Linked DNA regions of Homo sapiens: all the other regions are linked to region 3. Evidence: chromatin loops called from intact Hi-C (ENCODE). Cell type or tissue: Calu3. All regions are shown on one strand. Region 1 has its middle 77 kb from the start of LINC02869. Region 2 has its middle 38 kb from the start of LINC02869. Region 3 has its middle 110 kb from the start of LYPLAL1-DT.

What was found. Hi-C counts contacts between places; a loop is a spot of excess contacts. Peaks named below come from ENCODE experiments on the same cell type or tissue, not always from the same donor. Only the 100,000 strongest peaks of a DNase experiment are listed, where the experiment ranks them.
Region 1: it touches region 3 in a loop (7-fold over the local background); 4 of 110 quality-filtered maps call a loop at or near these places.
Region 2: it touches region 3 in a loop (6-fold over the local background); 4 of 110 quality-filtered maps call a loop at or near these places.

What each region holds. Positions count from the first base shown.
Region 1 is chr1:218,582,632-218,590,631 of GRCh38, reverse strand. No RefSeq gene overlaps it. Among named protein-coding and RNA genes, the nearest start is that of LINC02869, 77 kb to the right of the region's middle. RefSeq lists enhancers at 4,133-4,633, 4,634-5,134. In Calu3, no CTCF peak of the experiment used is centred here; DNase peaks (open chromatin) are centred at 4,611, 4,931 and 5,721.
Region 2 is chr1:218,544,356-218,552,355 of GRCh38, reverse strand. No RefSeq gene overlaps it. Among named protein-coding and RNA genes, the nearest start is that of LINC02869, 38 kb to the right of the region's middle. In Calu3, no CTCF peak of the experiment used is centred here; DNase peaks (open chromatin) are centred at 3,765, 4,325 and 5,855.
Region 3 is chr1:219,062,651-219,070,650 of GRCh38, reverse strand. No RefSeq gene overlaps it. Among named protein-coding and RNA genes, the nearest start is that of LYPLAL1-DT, 110 kb to the left of the region's middle. RefSeq lists a silencer at 4,038-4,238. In Calu3, CTCF peaks have their summits at 3,185 and 3,397; a DNase peak (open chromatin) is centred at 3,410.

The DNA.
Region 1 (8,000 bases), 480 kb after region 3:
GTGACTTTTAGTTGAAAACTGAATTCCACTCTGCTATGACAGTAGCCAGTTCAAGAAAATTTCAGATACAGGACAAACTCCAAGTAATCATTTTGACCAAAAAGTCCATGGGAATGCTTTTATCCCTGTTAGCTTTTGTTTAGCACACCTTCCCCTCACTCCATGAACCTTTATTGTTGACTATTGTATGTGTAGCACTGTTCCAAACACACCTGCCATGGAAGGTATAGAAGTGGTAGAGTGGTGCAAGTGATGATTCTTTAGGTAGTATAGGTATTACATATGAGGATTCTTGCTATGCAACTGTAGAAATTCTTCCTTGACTCCTGGAATGTTCCTCTCCTGAGTAGACATAGAATAATATTACAGGAGGGAGCCCAGAAGCTGAGGACAAACTAGACACGAAAGTCACCTAGAGTAGGACAGAGGAAGATGTAAAATCACATATAAAAAGTGTCAAAATCTAGGGAAAAGAGCCTAGAGTCAAAGTTCAAAAGGAAAATCTATCAATTTCTCACATTTTGTGGGTAAATCAAGACTGAAAATAGGATTCAGATCAACAACAATAATAACAACTAAAATTCAAGGTTTCTTTATCAGGTACTCAGCTAAATATCTTACATGCATTATTTCAAGTAATTTCCTTAAGAACATAATACAGAGGGATAATATTATCCCTGTTTTATAGGTAAGAAAACTGAAGCTTAGATAGATTTAAGTCACAGAGCTAGTAGGTGCCAAAGTCAGTTCTGTCGGCCTCCTGCATCTGAGCTCGTAACCTCCATATCATCCTCCTGGGAGGGCACAAGCACAAAACAGGGTGGGCAGCATCGAGCAGGAATGGGAGAACCCATTCCAGGAATTTCAACCATAAATAGGGACTAACTGGGTGCTGGTGGTTCAATTTAAAGAGATAAGAGCCTAGAGTCAAAGGTCAAAGTTCGATTCAAGTCAAAAGTCAAAAGCCAAGTTTCGATTTAAAGGCTTAAGGTAATGCTGGCTTACTTGACAATTCTCTACTAACATACAAATACCCCGAGGATTATCAATTATCAGTTAACAGTTTAGCAAGAAGGAGACAGCTAATTAGTAGAGTTCTGGTGAGATTAGTAATCAAGATATATGCCTATCTATTCTTAGAAAGTGTTCCTATTAAAGAAACTAGGATATTTCATGGAGTGTCCAGTTGCTAGGCTGAAAAACTCAGATTGGCAGCCATGTTATATTTGGTATAATTTGCCAGCTTCTCCTACGGGCCTAATTAGATACTTGTTAAACATGAAGAAAAGGAAGAGGAACCCCAGAGGAGAGAAAAGCTTGAGAAAATGAGAGTACTTATATTCAAAGAAGAGGATTATTATATTTGAATCGGGTTAAGGATGCAATCCTTAAGAACCTGAACATTGTTTTGAACCTTGAAGAAAGTGATGGATATGAATTTGTGGAAAAAGAGTGGGAGGATACGTCAGGTTGAAGAGCATATGAGTAAAGTTACAAGAGCAAAAATTAAAAATTGCAAGGAGCTTGTTGTAAGTTCAGCTTTGCCAAAATGAAGAAGTATCAGTCAAAAGCTCCAGGTCATGTCACTATTGTGAAATGATGAAGGCGGGTCTGCAGGTTTACGTTGACCCACACTAGGTTCCCGTTCTGGGAGCTGGTGCATTGACAAGTGATAGAGAAAGTGAGGCGGAAGAGTAGCTAATTCCAGGCTGGTGAGCATTGGCTGCTTTTGTTCACAGGAAGGGAAGTTTGCCTGTGTACCTCAGGAAGAGGAGATGGCTTGTTTGTTCATGAACTGCTCCATCGATCGTGGCTTGTGTCCTGATAGACATCAGGGTCTCGAGCGGCATTCTCTTAACACAAAGGACTGCTCCCTTATCTGAGCTCCATCCACACGACCACACGGTCTGTCCTGCCAGATGGAGTACATTTTTTACATAATGCACTTGGCAGTAAAATAAAATCTATTTTAAGCTGACCGTTCATTTTTCACAATGTGCGTTACAAAAGCACTGGTATAGCCCAATTTATTTATAAGTGGACTTAAAACATTTTAAAACACAAAGAAGCTATTCTGCTAAATGCTGACTCCTGGGAGTTGGGTTCCTGTATGGGAGTGTGAGATTTGGTCTCTTTATACCTATCTTTAAAAATGTATAAAACAGGCAGGATTCAGGTTGAAGTATAACAGACTTACAGGGTCCTAACCCATGGAATGGAAAGACCACACAACAGAAGGATTGGAACTTATTAGTGGGGATGGATGAGCCACTCTGTGGTTTAGGCTGAAACGCCTGGGATTGCTTTTCAAGTGTTTTAAATTTGATAATATATGTATACATATATAGGCACAGGCACACACATATATTAAAAAAGCAAATGTGTTTGCCAAAATTTTTCCCCTGTCTCTGTTCTCTAACCCATATGGATCTTAAATGTTTGTAATCCATATGTCTCTGATGTGTTCACAGAAAGCCCTCTGAGGACTGACTCATAAAAGATTGCCCTCTGAGAACGTTTCTACACAAACCTTTTCTCTAAAAGTTGCCACATTTTCCTCAAGCTCAGGCCCTAACCCTATGTCTCTCTTTCTCTGAGTAACAAGGAGAAAAAAATTGTGGACTTTGACGTCAAACCTTAATTCACTCCTAATTCTCTAATTTAAGGATGTGAGCCACATAACCTCTCTTTAGGTTTCTTTTTTCTCATTCAGTAAAGGCAGTAAGGAACTAAAGGCTCATTGGTGGCCCTTCTCGCTCTAGGTCTAGGATGCCTGTGCCCCATCACTTGCTCCTAACTCAAAGCTTCCTTTTCATGAAGGTGGGAAATTATGAAAGGAACAAAATAAGTAAACAGCCTTAGGTTTTAGTTAAGGGCAGTACTTATCTCCGGATAATGGGGGAGATTATGTCTGGTTACTGAGAGAAACAATAGGAAAAAGAGTTACCCAGGGATCCAGAAAGGACACATGACTTGACCCTCTAAGTCCTCTCTCTGAATCTCGAATTGTTTGAAATTTAAAGCACCAAAGAAGGAGTGTCAGAGGAAGAAAGACATAAACACGAATCCGGTGACGTTCTTTACCTGGCTGCACCAAGGAAGCCCCACACAGAGTAGGTGTACGCCAGAAATACAGAATTCAAATTCCCTCTGTTTTGCAGGTCTTGTAGTTAAGCGAGAGCAAGAACAATGCAGGGGTTAAGAGTCTGATATCAAATAGGTTTCACATCAAGTAGACTTGAATTCAAATCCATTTATTTATCTCCCAATTAGTTGGAAGAATTCCATATTTTAGCTAAGGATGCTTTGAAAATCATGAGTTAGAAAACTAAAACATGGAGGCCACTTTCGGTGTAGGAGATGAGTCTAATACATCCCCTAAGGCAGGGGTCCCAACACCCTGGCCACGTACTGGTACCAGTCCGTGTTATGTTAGGAAATGGGCCACACAGCAGAAGGTGAGTGGCAGACAAGCGAGCATTATTGCCTGAGCTCTACCTCCTGTCATATCAGCAGTGGCATTCAATTCTCATAGGAGTGCAAACCCTATTGTGAGCAGCACATGTAAGGGATCTAGATTGAGCAATTGTTTTGAGAATCTAACTGATGCCATTGATCTGAGGTGGAACGATTTCATCTGAAACCATTCCAACCCAGCAACCCCATCCATGAAAAAATTGTCTTCCATGAAACCGGTCCCTGGTGCCAAAAACGCTGGGGACCACTGCCATAGGGGGAGCAATAGATGCTGCCTGCACTTCCTAAAGCTACAGTGCTAAAGCTCAGTATGCATGCCTCCATATTTCCATGCCTGTCTAGGAATATCAGGTGGTAATGCATATTTAGGGCCAACTTGAAGTTACACAAAACAACACCAGAGAGAGGAGAAAATGCAAAAGAAGGAAAAGCAATGGTTAAGGTCTAATGTAATTAACGTGAAACACAAGTTGTTAGCACCAGTAGCCAATCCTCCTTTTCTACAATCTTCTCTAATCACTTCCCAGCCACCAGCTACATGGGCGTTTAAGCAAACAGAGGAGGGAAAAGAGAGAATATATAACCAATGTCTACAACAGATGCCTTGTCAGGAGGCTCTGTAAAGCCTAGAGCTGCAGCAATCGTTTCATTCAGGCTTTGTGGGTTTTATTGAGCATAAAATGGCAAGAAAATACATGCAAGGGCCTAGAGGAGTGTTTTCAATCTGTGCCTCATGGTGGCTTCTATCTGTTCCTCAATGAAGGGGAAGAGGCATGAAGCAGGGCGGTGGCCAGGAAGGAAGTTCCTGGGAGTCCTCCGTCCCCTTCCCTGTTTAAACCAAAGGAATGTTGCTTTTGTCAGCTTTAGATATTCTCCTAAAGTTGTATTTGAAGAAAGGATGCAGCTAATAATAATAATAATGTTTGAAGAAAATGCTCTGGGACTCATGTGGGCTGACAGACCTGAAGCAATGCTCCTGAGGGCTGATTCCTCTGGCAGGGGCACGAGAGGAAATGACCTTACGCTAATGCTGCCGCTGCAGGGCAGTGATGTCTGCAGAAAAGGCCACAGCAGGCCCCGAGCCACAGCAGGAGGTGGGTCTGCCTGCCATCAGCAGTTAAGAGGGCAGTGGCTGCCCCAGCACAATCCAGAGGCCAGCCAAGCCTGAGAGGCGGAGTTACAGACAACAACTGCAGTGGAAAGATTTCTGACTGTCTGCAAAGCCTTGAGGGTGACCCTCCCAGAGGGTAGGGACAAGAACTCAATTATTCACCACCCTCTGCTTCTATGACTTATTTCTGCATTCATTTCTGATATTTAATTGATTATAAACTAACCAGAAATCCCAAAGGGACCCTCAGTCTCTGCCGAGGTAGCCGTTTAGTTGGGGCTCAGTCAGAATCTGAGGATTTTGTGGCTGAAATGTATAGTGAATGACCTGGGTCTGGCCGGCTGTGTGACGCATAACAGCATACATTGGATGACTCATAGAAGTCAGGGATGGAAAAGACCTATTAGGTCATTTTTTCCATCTTCCAGCTATTGCAGGTTTACTCTCTGCCAAGGTAGGATTATATTCAAATATTTAGCCCAGTCTAGTTCGAACTGATTCAAGTAATAGGGCTCCCACAACCTCCCCTGGGATCTTAATTCCACAGGATCATTGATTTCAATCTTCGGAAAATGTTCCTGATGTTCACTTTAAATTTTCCTTTGCTCAATTTCATCCCATTAATCCTACTTATTACCCCTTAGGCCACCCTAAATAATATCCCTTCTTCTTTCATGTTGACGTTCCTCCAACACTGGTAGGGAGGAGACAGGGGAATACAAAAATGTCTTCTTGGCTTGGCTCACAGTCTTAAGTATAAAACAAAGAATAGAAATGTTCCAAATAATAGCTTAAAATGTTGGGGAGACTATGTGTATCAGATGAGAAAGGGTTTTCCAGATTGCCCAAGAATAGTTCAGACAATCAATGGCAGGTGTTTCTGGGTTTAACTTTACATTCTAAATATTCTGAGTCAGAGAGTAGCAAAGATGAAATGCCACATAATCCACCATATTGCCACCTAAGGTGGATAATGGACTATGTCCTCATAGCCTTTGGGGGAGATAATTCTATATAATCCTCTGATTATTTTTCCCCAGAGGGCAGGGATCACTTCAAATAGCACAAAACCACATTAGTAAAACTCACAGTGAGTAATGTCCCTTCTCGGGGCCCTGGGCAGACCAGACCTGAGAACTGGTGAAGTCAGCCAGTACCAGAGTGTGAGGCCCTGGGGTGGGAGCCAACGTAGGATATCCTGAATACTCCTCAGTGTTTCAAGGGTGCTAGGGTGCTTACTAAAAATACAAATTGTTAGGGTTCATCTCAGACCAACTATGACTCAGGATCTGTGGCCAAAGCCTAGAAACCTGCATTCGTAACAAGCTTACTAACATTTTAAAAGCCTACTTCATAAGGGGACTCTAATCCAATACCATTTGCAAAAACCTTGGACTAAACTGCATTAAGTAAACTAGAGTCCAAAGAGCAAGAATTTGGCTGACAATGGGATAGAGATAAGGAATAAAGGAGAAGTAGGCTTAAGACTGAGAACAGAGCAGGGAAGGTAAGAAGTTATTGTTAGAAATAAATGTGCAATGTCCATAGCCTGCACTCACTAACTGTCAGAAGCATGGTGTGTGGATGTGGGGTCCCCCTGAAAAGATAAAATATTTGCTGGACCTTCATCCACTTGAACACAATTGCTAGCTTTTGAACTTACTGTTTGCATGTTGTGCAAATTAATGTATGAGAGAAACTTGTTTTGAGGAGGAAGAGGAAAGAAAAAATACTATATTTCAAATTTTTAAAAACACACACACTCAAACACATTTTCAAGGAGTCTCAAGCATGATTTTGGCCTTCAGTTATGGTAAAATAGTTGCAGCCCAGCTAGTTCTTCTGGACATTTCAGCTCAGAAGAACTAGCAAGGCCAGATAAAATAGAAAACAGTTTTGTTTAACTTAAAGTCATTGGTGATCTGCAAAGGCAATAAAAATTTGGGGAGTTAAGATCCTGAAGTCAAAGGAATCTCAGACAGATGAGTTGATATTCTTCAAGGTATATCCCCTAAGGAGCACTGGCTGATTCTCAGTATAGAACAAAAGCCTAAGAATTCAAGCAAAGGGGTGCTGCTAAGACACAGAGAAGACAGCAGTCTTGAGCAATATTACAGGACCAGGGAGACAAATACTACAGTTTGAGCCTACCAAGGAAACCAGGCATTGAGAGGCCAAAACCTAATGAGAAGGGAGACACGGGGAATGACACTCTGTTTTTTTTTTTTTTTTTTTTCCCCTCAAGACATTTGCTGAATCCTTATGCTACTCTGGGCTAGAAGCTAAGTAGCTAAACTGAAAAAGATGATAAAAAACAGTGTTTTCTAGAATCATATAATGAAAATGAGGCAAAAATTATACTTTTGGGTTTACCGAGAAAGAGCAGTTGTGACTCCTAGAAAACCATACTCTAGGAGCAGGGACAAATCACAAATAAATAGAGCTTTACAAAAGTTACAACTGAGTCAGCTGCAAGTCAGCTTACTCTCTGATTGGAATAAGGTGATCTACCACATTTAATTTTCCCAGCACTTGATCAATACTTAACAGGCATATGGAAACAGTATAAAGAAAAAAGAAAAAAAAAAACAAAAAATAAAAATATACCCATGTGACCCAATTTTTGGAGTTATCAAACATAGATAAGACTGTGAATTTCATCTTAGAACTCAAATCTATCTATCTACATGTATATTATACATATATACATACATATGAATCAAATGCAAACTCTAGCATCAAAAAATGCAATAATTAAAACTAAGAATTCAATATATGATTTTAAAACCTGATTTGACTTAGCGGCAGAGAGGAGAACTAACTAGAAGTTAGATCAGTAGAAAAGAAAATATCCAGGTAGAAGCAGAAAACCAAAAAAGAGAGAAAATACGAAAAAAGGAGCATAAGAAACACATAAGGCACAGTAAAGAAATCTAAAAATTTGAATCCCAGAAATAGAGAGGACAAACAACACCTAAGAAAAACCACATTAAAGGGGTAATCTCCATATAATTTCCTAAACCAAGGAAACATATCAAGCCACAGAATCAGGAAGTACTATGAGAACCATGCAAGATAAACACAAATAAAATCATATCTACATACAATATAATAAGGCTGCTTATAGTGAATCAGAAAGAGTAAAACCTATTTTAAAAGGCAGTGGGGTCAGGGTGTGTTGAGTAAAACCAAGAAAGGAACAAAAAGACTGACAGATGACTACTCAACAGAAATACATAAATAATGGAAGTCAGTTGACAATAGAATTAAATTCTTTACCTTGTGAAATTATTCTTCAAAAGTAAAGGTAGGACAAATGCATTTTCAGAAACACAATAATGGAGTTAGTTACCAGCAGACCCATCCTCTAATAAAAATGAAAGGGACATCTTAATGTAGAAGAAAGTAATCC
Region 2 (8,000 bases), 520 kb after region 3:
CGGTGGCTCACACCTTTAATCCCAGCACTTTGGGAGGCCGAGGTGGGCGGATCACGAGGTCAGGAGATCGAGACTATCCTGGATAACACGGTGAAACCCCGTCTCTACTAAAAATACAAAAAAAATATTATCCGGGCGTGGTGGAGGGCGCCTGTAGTCCCAGCTACTCCAGAGGCTGAGTCAGGAGAATGGCGTGAACCCAGGAGGCGGAGCTTGCAGTGAGCCAAGATCGGGCCACAGGATTCCAGCCTGGGTGACAGAGCGAGACTTCGTCTCAAAATAAATAAATAAATAAATAAAATTTTAAAAAACAGATCTGAAACAAAAGTATAAAATATTAACATCTGTTCTTAGTGCACACATGAGTGTCTGTTATAATTATTTGAAGTGTTTTTCATTTTAAAATATTACACTAAAATGATAGATAATGAAGGAGGGATTATATTTTACCACTGGGCCTTGGAAGATAGACATTGAGGTTCTTTCAAAATAATGTCATGGCCATTTTATCCAGCTGCCGCTTCCTTAAGTTATAGCCATACAGCCCATCTCAATCCTACCATATTTGTCTCTCTTCCTCTCCTGCTTCAGAAGTGTTAAACAGGGTAAATGCTTCATATTTTCTTATGCAGAGCAATTTAGTTTTTAAGGTGTTCTGCCCTCTCCTTCCAAACTCTTCCTGGGACATATTATTTTGCAACTGTATGGTATTTTAGTATGTAAATGGTGTTTTGCCTTACCTAGACAGTTTCCTTCCTGAAAAGGGATTTGATGTCATTTGTTAAGTGGTAAGGGGAGGGGGAAGGTAATAACTATATAACCACAAAAAAATCACAAATACATATGTAAAAGCCAAATGTTCCATCCTTTGCAAACAAACATACTGAAACCACTTCTTCCGTCTCAATAGGGTGTGAGATTTTGAGCTTATTTTTGGTGATGGTGATGATAGAGTTGAGAAATATTTGGGAGACCTTTTGCTGGAACTAGTCATGGCCACGGGATTTACATTTTTTCTCAGTACAGCATCAAGGATGAAATACATGGGCTTATAAGTCAAAAACCAAAATCAAGTGAATTTATTCATCTGCCTTTGCAGGCATTCACACAGAGCACAGTTTATAAGCTGAAAGCCCCACATCTGCTGAACAAAATTCCCCCCTTTGCCTAGCTGAAACTGTCCTCCATGTATCAATCAATGGAAGAGCAAATGCCAGCCATTGAGATTTATCGACATGTCACAATGCAGAATCAATTACTTTAGTTTGAAAACATTTTTGTCTGTTTCATCACAACCCAATAATCAAATTTCTTTTATAAAACCTTTGAACTTTATTTAAACCCAAAATGTGAGCAGTATGACTGCCAAAATAACAAATGCAATTTTGAACTGCATTAATATGGTGTCCAGATCAAGGGGCAATGTCATATAGCAGTGTTTCTCAATTCTTTTGTCATTATCACTCTCTAAGGGGCCTATTTATACATGTCTTTATAATTATCACTTGCCCCATGAAATGTTTTGTGTATATGTCTGGGATTTATATTTTAAAAGTATGTTTTTTTGCCCACCAAGAACCAATTTTTACCCCCTTGGGAATGATAGCTCCCCTCTTGAGAATACATGCTGAATGGCAAGGCCTCCGATTATATTAAACTTACACATTGATTTTAGAACCTATCTTTATCCCCCTTCTTGTTTAATTCTCATGCAACACAAATAATTAATATATATTATAGAGCTTAATATTTAATCACAATGAAGTAATATTTCAGGCAAATAGAACCAATTGAGTATTTTCTATCCATGCTTCATTCATCACTGGTGATTTGATTATTACCTTAAAGACAGAATGTTTTAAATGTGCAGGTGTCTGTATATCAACTTTCTTTGTTTTGCATTCTTTAGTCAACATAGTGGTTCTCAAATTTTAATGAGCAGAAGAATTTCTGGACAGAATTATATACAATATCTTATGTAATCTCTATTATGAGTCAGTTAAGGGCTTTTTCAGAGGTAATTTTGGTTATTCTCAATTCTCACCTTCCAGCCTAATTTTAGAACCTAACAATTACATGATTCCACACAATTCTATACATTCTTCAGAACTTAGTGGAGCCTGGGTTCAGTTCTGAGCACTGGTTTTAAGAGAGACAATCACAAACTAAATTATGCTTTCCTAGAAGATCACAATCATAGCATGAAAAAAAAAAAAGATTGTATTAACTAGGGAACAGTTAGCCTGAGAAAAGAATGCTTAGGGAAGCCCTAATAACTGTCCTCAAATATTTGAATAACTAGCAAGAGGTATTAAACATTAGAGTGAACAAGTGAAAGATAGCGCAATATGCTTGCTACTTTGGCATAAGGATTATTAAGAAGCAGATATAAGAAAAGCTCTTGCCCTCATCAGAGACAGTGCTAGACCCTTCTCAGTCCAAAGGTGGGCACCAGAAAAATTTACATAACAAAACTTTGCTAACATTAGCCCTTACTTACCATTAGTTTCCCCCATATGTTTGCCTTCTCACAATTTGTTACCTCGACAAACTCAAAGTCCTTTTCCTTTGTCTTGTCACTTCCCTCAAAAAACTTGTATTGTGTTTTGTTAAGATGCTATATAAACCCAAGTTCTAACTACCCCTTTGAGTTGCTCATCACTGGGTGCTCCCACATATATGCACAATGCACATGCTAATAAACTTCTGTTTATTTTTTTCTTGTTAATCTGTCTTTTTGTTTTTGGATTTTGTTGTTGTTGTTGTTGTTGTTGTTGAGACAGAGTTTTGCTCCTGTTGCCCAGGCTGGAGTGCAATGGTGCGATCTTGGCTCACCACAACCTCCACCTCCCAGGTTCAAGCTATTCTCCTGCCTCAGCCTCCTGAGTAGCTGGTATTACAGGCATGCGCCACCATGCCCGGCTAATTTTGTATTTTTAATAGAGACGAAGTTTCTCCACTTTGGTCAGGCTGGTCTCAAACTCCCGACCTCAGGTCATCCGCCCGCCTCGGCCTCCCAAAGAACTGGGATTACAGGCGTGAGCCACCATGTCTGCCCTAATCTGTCTTTTAGTAGTATAACTTATAGGATACAGTCAATGAGCCTGAAATGGGTAGAAGAAAAACAGTTGTTCCTTCTCTACACTAGTTATGAGCTGACACTGGAGTAAGACCACCATGGTTTGAATCCTTTGGCCTTACGAAGGTTACATAACCAACTCATGCCTTAATTTCCTCATCTAAAAAAATGTGGGTATTAATAGAATTTACTTTGTTAGGTGGACATTTTATCCATGGAGTTAAAGTGAAGATTAAATGGGTGAATATCTCTAAAGTGCCAAGAACACTGGCTAGTAGATATTATGCACTATCCCAGGAAATTGCAACAGCTGTAAGATACAGATTACTAATTTCAGGATAAACTTCCTTGCAATGTAGTGAACGCCCCTTTGCTGGAAGCTGTCAAGGAGAAACTGGTTGACAATCTTTTCAATAATAGAGTGAAACAGAATAGATCATAGGCCGAGGGCCAGGATACATGATCTCTCAGAACCCATCGAGTCTAGGACTCAAGGCATATGCAGAACCACCTCCCTAATTTTCTCCAAGCTTAAACTACTTCAATATTTGGTCTGAGGGAAGTTGTTTGCAAACCTGACCAATAAACAAAATCCCACACGGCAGTGGCCTGAAAATCTTCCCTATGCAGTTAGTGATGTGTCCCCATTCCTGTTCAACCACATCGCTGAGCACATTGGCTACCTGAACGGTGGAGCTGAGTGACTACGCCCCTTCGTCCTTACACTGAAAATTCTTTGTTAGCCACCCAATGACTGAACAACTGCCAGTTCCTGCTGAAAATATGCCTCGACCTTAGATGGACTATGTTTCCCTTGGTGCTAACAATGAAGAGCCTTCACTACTAGAAAAGAAACTATATCGAAATCCTTCTTGTGATACAGCTACCCAGCGTCCATACAGCATATTAAAAACAACAAACCAAACAACTTTATTTTAAAATATATACATAGCTCCAACTAACTGGGGGCAGGCAATTATTTCCACTTAATTTCTAAAACTGATCTGACTAGTTATTAATATGTCACCTATTCATGACCGCAGACACAAATTTTATAAATCCAGTTTGAAAATGATTAATCTAATGGACTTTTCTTGTTTGTTTTCTTTTTTATCTTTTTTAGTACTTGACAATTCTTTCATTACCTACCTATTGAAAACTCTCTTTCCCCTTGACTTAGTGACTCACAAGTCTTACATTCTCCATCCTTTAAATGCACCATCTCTGTTTCCAGCCCTCCCTGCACTCCTCCTGGCGTGGTCATTAGGCTTCTGCTCTTTGCACTCTTCTCCCTGTGAAGTTATCCCTTTGTCTTAACTCCAAATACCATCAGTCTCAAGCAATCTAAAAAGGCTCCTTAGGGAGTGATAGTGACAAAAGGTTTGAGAAGCAATGCTATGCAACATTGCTCCTTTCTTCGGACACCATATTAATGCAGTTCAAAATTGCATATTGTTGTTTTAGCAGTCATATTGCAAGCATGTTGGGTTTAAATAAAACTCATTAGTTTTGCAAAAGAAATTTGATGATTGAGATATGATAAAACAGACAAAAATGCTTTTTTTTAACCTAAAGTAATTGATTTTGCATTGTGACATGTCAATCCATCTTAATGGCTGACATGTGTACTTCCAACGATTGATGAATTGAGGCACTTTTAGCTCTGGCTTTGACCCAGACACCAGTTGGAGAGTTGTGGTTTCAGGATGTCTCCATGCAAAGGCTTCTCCCATGACCCCAACCAAACATGCCTAAAAATAATGCCATTCCTACTCACTTTCCACTACTTGAATACTCTTTCTACTCAGATCTCAAAACCCAACTGTCTTTGACTCTTTTCTTCTCATTCATCTTAATAGTTTCCCTGTAGCCAATGAGCTACAATGTCTCACTGACATTTCCCATAAGCCACCACTTCCCTGCCTTTTCCTTGTATTCTCATTTAAACTTTCACAGTCTAAGGTCTGGATTACAACAAAAGTTCAACTGTTCTTGTTGCCTCTGGCCTTCTTCCTCTCAAATCCAGCACATTAGCCTCCTAAAACACAAGTTTTTACTAATTCATTAATTCTTCATCTAATAAATGTTTATTGAGCACCAACCTATATGCCAGGAAGACACTCCAGAGTGGTAGCCACACAAGAGGTACCCAATAAATCTTTGTGGAAAGTTTGTAAAATTCTTATATTTATTTAGATTTAGTGAAGATTCTTTGAGCAACTTGACACTGCTGATGCTTATTAGAGGGGAGTTGAATCAAATGACCTGGTTTGCAAACTTTCTTAGCATAACAGTGTAACATATTGAAAATTGTTCCTCAGGGGCCACTGTGAGAGCCTCACACTCCATATTAATTCTTCAATGTCCCCTTCCAGTTTGCCATGGTACAAAGGACAAAGTCAAGGGAATGTGAGAGGAATAAAGGTGTTCTTATTCTTGTTATTTATTTGCCTAGCCCATACCTCCACATGGGGTCAGGCTTACAAATGAAAGAAGTATGGAGTTGTTATTTCTTAAGGTTCATCAAAAAAGCCTTTGACCAAAAATATATCACCTTCTGGGCCAACTTCATAGTGAAATTTCACAAGTTATTTTTTGGAATTAAAACATCAAGAGCGCAGCCTAAAATGTTATTAGGGAAACTACATATTAAACCATGGTCTGCCTTTAATTTCTTACTACCCAATAAGCTATGTTCAACAACACTTCAATTATTTGTAGTCTCTTGCACATCTTCACTTTCTTTTCATTCCTGCTGCTGCCATGTGAGGTCAGGCTCCACAAGGACTAGCATGCAGATTTGTGCAGGTTGAACACTGAACATCTCCAGGGAGTACCATTACCATAGACTACAAAACAACCTATACTTCTCAATCAGCCTTTTCTTCTTTCATTTCTATTGTAGTTTAAACAAAATTTACTTATCTAGCATAATGTATATACAGTATTTGTATAAAGTATAAGGCCCTTCTTTTCCAAACAGAATTTCCATAATATAAAACTTCAGTCCTCTTATTCCATATAGCTCCACTTGCTGTTCACCTACTGGTCTCATGTTGAACATGATGACATTTGATCAATCAGTTCCTCTAACCCAAATATTCTTTCCTTCTCTTTGTTCTCTCCCAATTCACATCTGTCCTCTAAGTCCTAGTCTAAATCCTGTCTCTTCCTATAAAACCTTCCCAAACTATTCCAGCTCAATGTTCTCTCTCTGCTGTACTCTTCCAACAAATGCCATACAGTCTACTTATTTCACATGTCTTTTGCAGAATTAATTTTTATGTATGTATTTTCTTTTAAAGAAATTGCAAACTGATCAATGACAGAAGCATGATTTGCTATTATTTATATGTTTTTTATTAAAAACCAGACAATGTTGATATTGAGAAAATTCAGTGAGCTGCACATTTAAAAGCATCTTTCTGTGTGCATAATATAATTCAATAATTTAGGCCGGGCATGGTGGCTCACACCTCTAATACCAGCACTTTGGGAGGCAGAGGCGGGTGGATCACTTGAGGTCAGGAGTTTGAGACCACCCTGGCCAAAACAGCAAAACCCTATCTCTATTTAAAAAAAATAGAAAAAGAATTAGCTGGGTGTCGTGGCACATGCCTGTGGTCCAAGATACTTGGAAGGCTGAGGCAGGAGAATTGCTTGAACCCAGGAGGCAGAGGCTGCAGTGAGCTGAGATCATGCCACTGCACTCTAGCCTGGGCAACAGAGTAAGATGTCTCAAAAAAAAATCAACAATTTAACAAATAGAACAATGTTCTCTTATCATGTGATGGTGTCTCCCAAGAGTTAATGTGTTGGAGAGAATATTTCTGCCTTCATGAATGAACTAATATCACTATCACCAGAGGTTTTATTATCACAAAAGTGGCTTCGTTATAAAAGTGAGCTCTCTTTGGCTCTCTTGCTTTTGCCTTCTTCACCACAATATGCCCTCTGCCTTACTATGACACAGTAAAAGGCCTTCACCAGATGCCAGCACAGTGCTCTTGGATTTTCCATCCTCTAGAACCATGAGCTAAATAAACTTATTTTCCTTATAAATTACCCAGTCTATGGGATACTATTGTAGTAACAGAAAACAGACTAAGACAAATACATATAACTGATACCAAGTAACTGATTGTTAGTTCAAGTCAATGGAATAAATATGAAGGCATATAACACAGAATTGAGAACATTCAATTGAAGTGGATATGAGACTCATGAATTGAACATAAAAACTTTTTGAATATTAATTATTGCTAGGAGGACAATATCACTTGAACTGCTAAATTGGAAAAGTTAGATAGATAATGGGAAAATTTATTGCAAAAATATTTGTTGAGTATCTACTATGTACAAGTTCTGTTCTAGGCCCGGAACAAAATATCCATAATTAATGGCCCTCATGGAACTCACGGCTAATGGAGCCTTGTGACACTATATGTTACAGAGTTTCAATCAATAACTGTCTTTGAGTTCAGCCAAATTGTGTATTCAGACATTCACAGTTATCATTGAGAAAGTTAGAAGTTTTAAGCCAGTTTTATAAAATTTGTAAGGGTTTAAACTAAAATTTGCAGTATAACAACATAAGGAACAAAAAGTAACAACTTGATTGCTATTCAGAACTGTTCTAATTTATGAGAACTGAAGGAAACCATTGGCTTCCAAGGACAGATTTGAAGCTGCCAAATATGGAAGAACCTAGATTCTCATTGCACCTCAGACTCAAACTGGCTGTGAGACCCTGGGGAAGTCACCCAATCTCTCTGAGCCATATTTCTCTCTACGTAAAATGAGGATACTGGACTACATAATCTCAAAGAGAACTTCTATTTCTAGTGTTCTAGGAGTCTTTATTTGCTGTGGGCTGACATTTACTATAAGACTGCTCTGTCTTGGATCTCACTCATTAGAA
Region 3 (8,000 bases):
TGGGGAGGCCTCACAATCATGGCAGAAGGCAAGGAGGAGCAGTCACGTCTTACATGGATGGCAATAGGCAAAAGAGAGAGCTTGTTCAGGGAAACTCCACCTTATAATACCGTCAGATCTTGTGAGATTTATCTGCTATCATGAGAACAGCATGGGAAGACCTGCTCCCATGATTCAGTTATCTCCCAAAGGGTTCCTCCCACAACATGTGGGAATTCAGGATGAGATTTGGGTGGGGACACAGCCAAACCATATTAATAATGTTTTCAAAGTCCATTCATATTACAGCATGTATTAGTGCTAAATTTCTTTTTATGAATTTTATTCCATTATATGGATGTATCATATTTTATTTATCCATTCAGCAGTTGATGGAAGTTTGTTTCTACTTTTTGGTTATTATGAAGAATGCTGGAATGAAAATCCATGTACAAGTTTTTGTTGTATATATGTTTTCAATTATCTTAGGTATATTGCTAGGAATGGAACTGTTGGGTCATATGGTAACTCTGTGTTTAACTTTTTGAAGATTTGCCAAACTTTTCCAAAAGCAGGTGCAACATTTACAATCCTGGTTGCAATGTATTGAAGTTGAAATTTCTCCACATCCTCCTCAACCCTTGGTATTGTTTGTCCCTTGATTATGGCCTTCCTAGTGGGTGTGAAATGGCATCTGATTGTGGTTTTTAATTTGCTTAATGACTAATGATGTGGAACATATTTTCATGTACATGTTGGCTATTTGTATATCTTTGTAAAAATGTCTATTCAAATTCCTTGTCCATTTTTGAATTGGCTATTTGTCTTTTTATTAATGCATTGTAAGATTTCTTTATATATATACTATACATATAAAGTATATATAAGCTATATGTATACATGTATATTTTATATGTGTGTATATATATATCATATATATTTTTAAAAATCGTGATTATAAAAATCCCCACTCCAGGTACCCAGAGGTACAAATATATACAAGATATAATTGGCACCAAGTGGAAGAATAGGCTAAGAATGAATCTACCTAAAGTCAATTAGTCAAGATAGATTGCCAATGCTGTACTCTAACAGGTCAAAAGGATCTCCCAAGCTGAATCCTTGTCAAAATTTACTAGTTGCACCCATAGAATGCCAGAACATATTTCAAATCATATGTCTGATAAGCCTAACATCCAAATACTGTCCTGCACCAAATAAGGACATTTCAGTCATTGACTAACCACATATAAGACAATGGTCCCATAAGATCATAATACTGTATTTTTACTGTACCCTTTCTATGTTTAGATACACAAATACCATCGTGTCACAATTGCCTAAAGTATTCAGTGTAATAACATGCTATACAGGTTTGTAGACTCAGAGCAATAGGCTATACCATATAGCCTAAGTATGTTGCAGGCTATACAATCTAGGTTTCTGTAAGTACACTTTATGATGTTTGCAGGAGGACGAAATCGCCTAACAATGCGTTTCACAGAATTTTCTCCATCATTAAACAACACATGACTGCTTATATCCTATTATCGTTGGCTTTGTCCTGATCACAAGTATGAGGAAACTTTGGAGGACACCAAATTTAAATGTGAATGATGACATTAATAAATACCATTTTGGACAGGTAAGGTGGAGCAAAAAGGAGTTAAGGAAAGAAAATGGCAAGGAGAAGGGAGGAAAGAGCAGCAATAAAGACAAACCACATTTCCCTTATATGTTTACTTAGGATGCAGCTTTAACCTTTCTTTGACCATAAATTAGATCCACTATTCATGACTTTGTTTGCAAAATTACTTCCATGCCACACTTACGATGCATAGCATTGTGATTATATATAATGCTAGATGTGTCTTTTTTTACAGAGAGCTGAAAGATGTAATAATTTATTTTGTTCATGGAGAAAAGTCTTTTCTTATAGGTGCAGAGAAGGCCATTTCCCATCTAATTTTCTTATTTCAGATTAATAAAGGAGAGTATTTATATCCAAATATATATCTACAATTTAACCTAATAAGCATAGACATTGGAGTCTTTAAGATGATTTTGCCTGAGTGTCATACTTAAAAACAAAGCACAATGAAAATGGGGAAATTGGCCAGGTGAGGTGGCTCACACTTGTAATCCCAGCACTTTGGGAGGCCAAGGCGGGTGGATCACGAGGTCAAGAGTTCAAGACCAGCCTAGCCAAGAGGGTAAAACCCCGTCTCTACTAAAACTACAAAAATTAGCCAGGCGTGGTGGCAGGCATCTATAATCCCAGCTACTCGGGAGGCTGAGGCAAAAGAATCGCTTAAACCCAGGCAGCAGAAGTTGTAGTGAGCCGAAATCACGCCACTGTACTCTGGCCTGGGTAACAGAGTGAAATTCTGTGTCAAAAAAGAGAGAAAGAAAGAAAGAAAGAGAGAAAGAGAGAAAGAGAGAGAGAAAGGAAATGGGGAAATTGACATTTGTTGATTATTTCTTAGGTGCCTGGGGTCTGCCCATCCTGTAAAAGTGGCACTGACGCTACACAATCTAGTTTAATCTGTATCCCTGTATTATCAAATCAAATCATTCCTCAATCCACTAATAAGATAATCAAGCTGGTAGTTAGCTTTGTGCAAATAATATACCTTCTGCTTTACTAAATCATAGAGTTTTTAGATGAAATACATTCTGAGGAGATAGATGTGTTCATAATAGGTAGTCAAAAATAGGGTATGTTTTAAAAGGTAAAATGCTACTTTAAATACATAGGATTATTGAGAAAATTCAAAGAGATACTGTGTCCACTCAAAGCTTTTTTTAAAAAGAGAGATAATAATAAGACTATATTGATTTTATAAAATGGATGACTAAAGAGTAAAAATGAAGATTCTATAGTATTGACTCGACACAGCAGAGGAATCAAGATGGTCTCCCTGAACTCCTTTTATCTGATAATGTTCCATAGCACTTACCCCAAATCACCAAATTTTTAGCCAGTTTTTAAAAAACGAACTTTGACACTTGGCAAATTCATGAGGAAGACATGTATCCAGGTTTTATGGCCCAGCTCAACATTGGACTGTCTTGGGCCTAGCACTCTTTCGGCTCTTTAATTCTCTGAATAATGTCCGCCTATACAGCTGAGAGAAATTTGTCATCTTCTCAGTTGTTATAAGTCATCACTTTCATGCCCTACCTACAGCACATGTGAATTGTGGGGGCTTAAGGGAAAGTGCGCTTGTGCATGTCAAATTGCCTACAAGAATGGACATGGGGGTTGGAGGCAAGCCCTTTCCCACCTCTCCAAAGAGCAGCAGAGATGAGATTCCTATAGTTATTTATTGAACTTGGATTTTCAATCATTGCTGAGGTATAATCATGCCTTCTCTTGTTTTGTTTTTTTTCTTTTACAATTACAGTACTTCATTATTGCCACAGGGGGAACTGTTGGCTTAATTTTGCTTTGGAGACACTGCTGCTGAAATTATTAAGCTAATGATTTATGCCCTGTGTGATACAGCAATCTCTTGTGCTTAAAATGGTTACTATGTTTTGTTTACTGTTTATAACTACCAGTGGTTGTGCCACAAGAAACCTCTGCCAGCTTGCAGAGTTTATTTATCCCTGTGGATCTTTAGAAACCACTGATTAATATAGAAAAAATTTGAATGGTTTATATTAAAAAAATCCCATAAGCTATGAATTAAACCACTGTGCTCTGCTATATAGGAAGAAAAGTTAAGTGAGAATGAACAATGGATGTCAAAACCTACTGACTCTCATATTTGCTTCTGATTTTATCAAAGTGGAAAATATGAGTACTTTTCAGGAATACAGTGCTGTGACTCCATCAGTTTTGGGCAATGAGATCACCAGTATTTCCCCTTGGGTGCTGCACATTTTACCATATTAAGGAACCAATTTGCTTAGAGAAATGTTGCACATGTTTAAAGGCTGTTAAGTTTGATGGCTGGCAGAACTCTCCCATTTAGCCCTGAGGCTGGGCCTTCGTGAATGAAGGCTTTACAACTGGCCTGCATTTTTTGTTCTGAGGGCTTTTTGTAACCAAAAGCTTACACGGGGCAATCATAGGGCAGGGAGGGACATGGTTTGCAAGTGTTGATTTGTTTAAAATGGCAAAATGGTTCTTATACAATGTTTAAGTCTTGACACTGCTCTTTCACCAAGAGAAGCAAAGAAAATATCACTGTTGTTTTGGGCAGCTTTAGCCCAATTCCACACCTTCAGTCTTAAGCATCACTTGCTTACACTTCAAGTATACCTTCCTGCTGGTTTCTTAACCTCATCAGTTCTTTTGGCTTGGTTTTGACTTCAAACTAGTTCTCCACCTCTCTCTTTTGGACAGCTCCACATTTCTGTTCCTCCTCTGATCAGCCAGTTCTGATTATTCCCAGGGCACCTTTTCTCTATGGTCTCAAGTGATTCAGTCAAACAAAGAGTACCCTTCCCTGAGCAGACCTTGGCCATCACACACAACCAGCCATCCCAAGTACAAGACAATGCTGACATTTTTGCAACAAAGCTGAATGTAACGCTAAAACTTTTCTCAGTCAGGGATCTGTAAATGTGATGAATGTAGACAACTCTGCCTAAAAGACAGAACTTGAGCAATTCAGTTTCTAAGCAGGAAAGTGAGGGACAGACCTTAATTATGGGAACAAAACTGTCCTTATGTTTTAATTTCATAATTTGAGCATCTGTATATAGCTTTAGCCACAGATATTCCCTTTATATCAGACTTCCTGTACTAAAGTGCTGTCAGACATTTAAGAGGAAGATATGGGTAGATGGTTAAAACACCAAAGAATAATAACATCTGTTTTATTTCTCCTCAGAACCCATTAATTTTCTTCACAAAGATGCACACTTTGGACATAAAGAATATTTATGATATTACAGTGTGTGGGAGTATGGAAAACATATTAGCCAAGTGGCAACTTTAATTAAGTATACCTGCCTAATTTCATAGGGGTTTTCATTCAGTATGTGTTTTCATCTAGAGCCTTAGAACACTTCCCTCTTGTGTTAGAAAAATGAAATTAAAGAAACAGAAACTCTGATGTAATTTAATTTAAATTACATCAGAATTACACTAAATGTTTTTTGATGAATTCTGTTTAAATTTTAACACAAATTTAGAAACTAAAACCTATACAGCTTAAGTGTCTTGCAGATTATTTTTAAAAACTCAAAAAATGTAATTTAATTACAGATCTTTAAGTCACAAAATCTAAAACCAGTGTGGTATATGATTTGAAATTTCATACTAACCACAAAACAGATTAAAATATAATGCTTAATAAACATGGCAGGCAAAATATCTATGATATGTAAAATTTTATAATATGAAAAATTCTAAGCTATAGTAGATAGATACGGAGATTAGACTTCTTAGTGTTAACCAACTGAATAATTTTCAAGTATTTCCAGTGAAAAATATTGAAAAAAACTGGAAAACCAAACGCTTTTTCAGGGAAACCGGAGACCAAGAGTTAAATATATCAACAAAAACAATTGATATTATATTTTTAAACATTATGTGTGATGGTACATTTTCTGTCCACAAAATTGTAATATTGGGAATCATTTTGTGAAATTACCCTATACATAACCATATTAGGAATCTATTTGTACCCTAGCAGCCCCTCTTGTTTTTTGAAGGCTACATTCTGAGGGTTGAAGGGAGATTGTGCAGTCAAAAGTTATCAGAAACACCTCAAGATTTTAACTCAACTCCAGAACACACATAAGACTTCCTTTACAAGAAGAGTATTAAAAGTACTGCACTTACTTGGTTATTTTGGGGGATTTTAAAGTAAATAGTACATGACAGAGTAGTGATCCTACTCTAATTTGTTCATGTAACTAGCTTTTATTGAAGTATAATATGTATACAAAGAATGTACCAACCTTAAAGGAGTAACATTTGGTTAATTTTGACAAATTAAGTTGTGTAACCACCACCACAATCATGACATAAAACGTTTCCATCAATCCAAATTTTCCTTCATGACCCTTGCAGTCAATCTTTACACCCTCAATCCTTTTTCAGCAAACACTGATCTCCTCCTTTGACTCTAGTTCTGTCAGAATTTCATATAAATGGAGGTGTATAGGTCATGTAATATTTCACTAGGCAGTCTTGGTACTGGGTTCCTTTCATTTATCATAATGCTTTTGAGATTCATGTATCGAAAGTTTATCTTCTTTTAAACTTCTTTTTTTAAATTCTTGAGCCTATTATATGATTATAAAAAAATGAGTTTATCCATTCACCATATGATGGACATTTTGTTTGTTTCTAGTTGGACCTATATTAAGAATAAAGCTCTATGAAAATTCCAAGCACACATTTTTCGTGGCTATATGTTTTCCTTTAAAAAAAAGTAATACCTAGAAGTAGGATTGCTAGAACATATAACACCTTTCTAAAAAACTGCCATATTGCTTTCTAAAGTGGATGCAATATTCTGCAATATACTAGCAATATATGCAATATATGCAATCTCCAGTCACTTCGTATCCTTTTCAGCCCTGGGGATTATCAGCTTTTAAAACTGTAGCCATTTTAGTGGTCATGTAGAGATATGTCATTGTTCTTTTAACTTTAATTTTTCTAAACATTACTGATATTAAGTATTTTTTTGTGTGCTTATTTGCTATTTGTTTGTCTTCTTTGGTAATATGTCCATATATTTCTCCCTTTTTAAATTGCAAATTTTTTATTGCAGAGTTGTGAGAGTTCTTTATATATTTAATATATACCTCCTTTATCATATTATGTCATGAACATACTACCTCTTAGTATGTAACTTACACTTTCATTTTTAAAACAGTATTCCCTAAACAACAATTTATAAACATTTTGATGAAGTTCAATTTATCATTGTACGATTTGTGCTTTTCATTCCTATCTGAGAAATCTTTTCTACTCCCAGCTCAGAGGAATTTTCTGTTTTATTCTGAAAGTTTAAAAATTTTAGCTGTTCTATTTAGATCTAGCATGCATTTGAAATTAATTTTATATATAGTATTAGGTAAGGGAGGTTTATTTATTTTCTTGCATACGAATATCCTCAATTGTCCTGAAACATTCATTGAAAAGACTATCTTTTCCCTTTTGAATTGCCTTGACACCTTAGTTGAAATTAATTGCCATATTTGTATGTGTCTATATCTCTTTTCTGTATTCTGGCCCATTGATCTGTATATCTTTGTTCATACCGATAACCAGTATCTTGATAGCTATAGCTTTAAAGTCTGAAATAAGATAGCGTAACTCCTCCAGATTTGTTCTCCTTTTTCAAAATTGTTTCAATTATTCTAAGTCTTTTGCATTTCCACATAAAATTAACATCAGCTTGTCACTTTCAACAAATAAGCTTGTTAGAATTTTGTGATTGCCAATTTTAATGAATAAGTTCATTGACCAATTTGAGGAGATGAATTTGAGGAGAGAATTTGGAGAGACATCTCAACAATATCATGTTTTCCAATCAACAAATATGGCATATACCACGCTTTATTAAGTCTTCTTTAAATTGCCTTAGTATTTATTTATAGTTTTAAGTGTAGAAGAATTGCATGTATTTGGTCAAGTTTATCCATAATTCATACTTTATGCTATTGTTAATACCCCAATTTAATTTTTAAGATACAAGTGTTAGCTCACTTATTAGTTCTAGTAGGTTTTTGTTAGACTTAAAATTTTCACCATAAACAGCCATGGCATCTATTCATAAAGAGATTTATTTTTCCCTTTCCAATTTGTATGTCTTTCCTTTCTTTTCCTTGCCTTTTGCTCTGGCTGCAACTATCAGGATAATGTCAAAAAGAGCTGGTGAGAACAGTTATTCTTGCCTTGCTCATGATCACTCAGTGTTCCACCCCCAAATATGATGTTAGTCGTTGTTTTTTTCTAGATTTTTTTTTTCAGAATATCTAAGTTGCCTTCAATTTTTGGTTTGCTGAGAATTTTTATATTATGAATAGGTGTTGATTTTTGAGGGGAA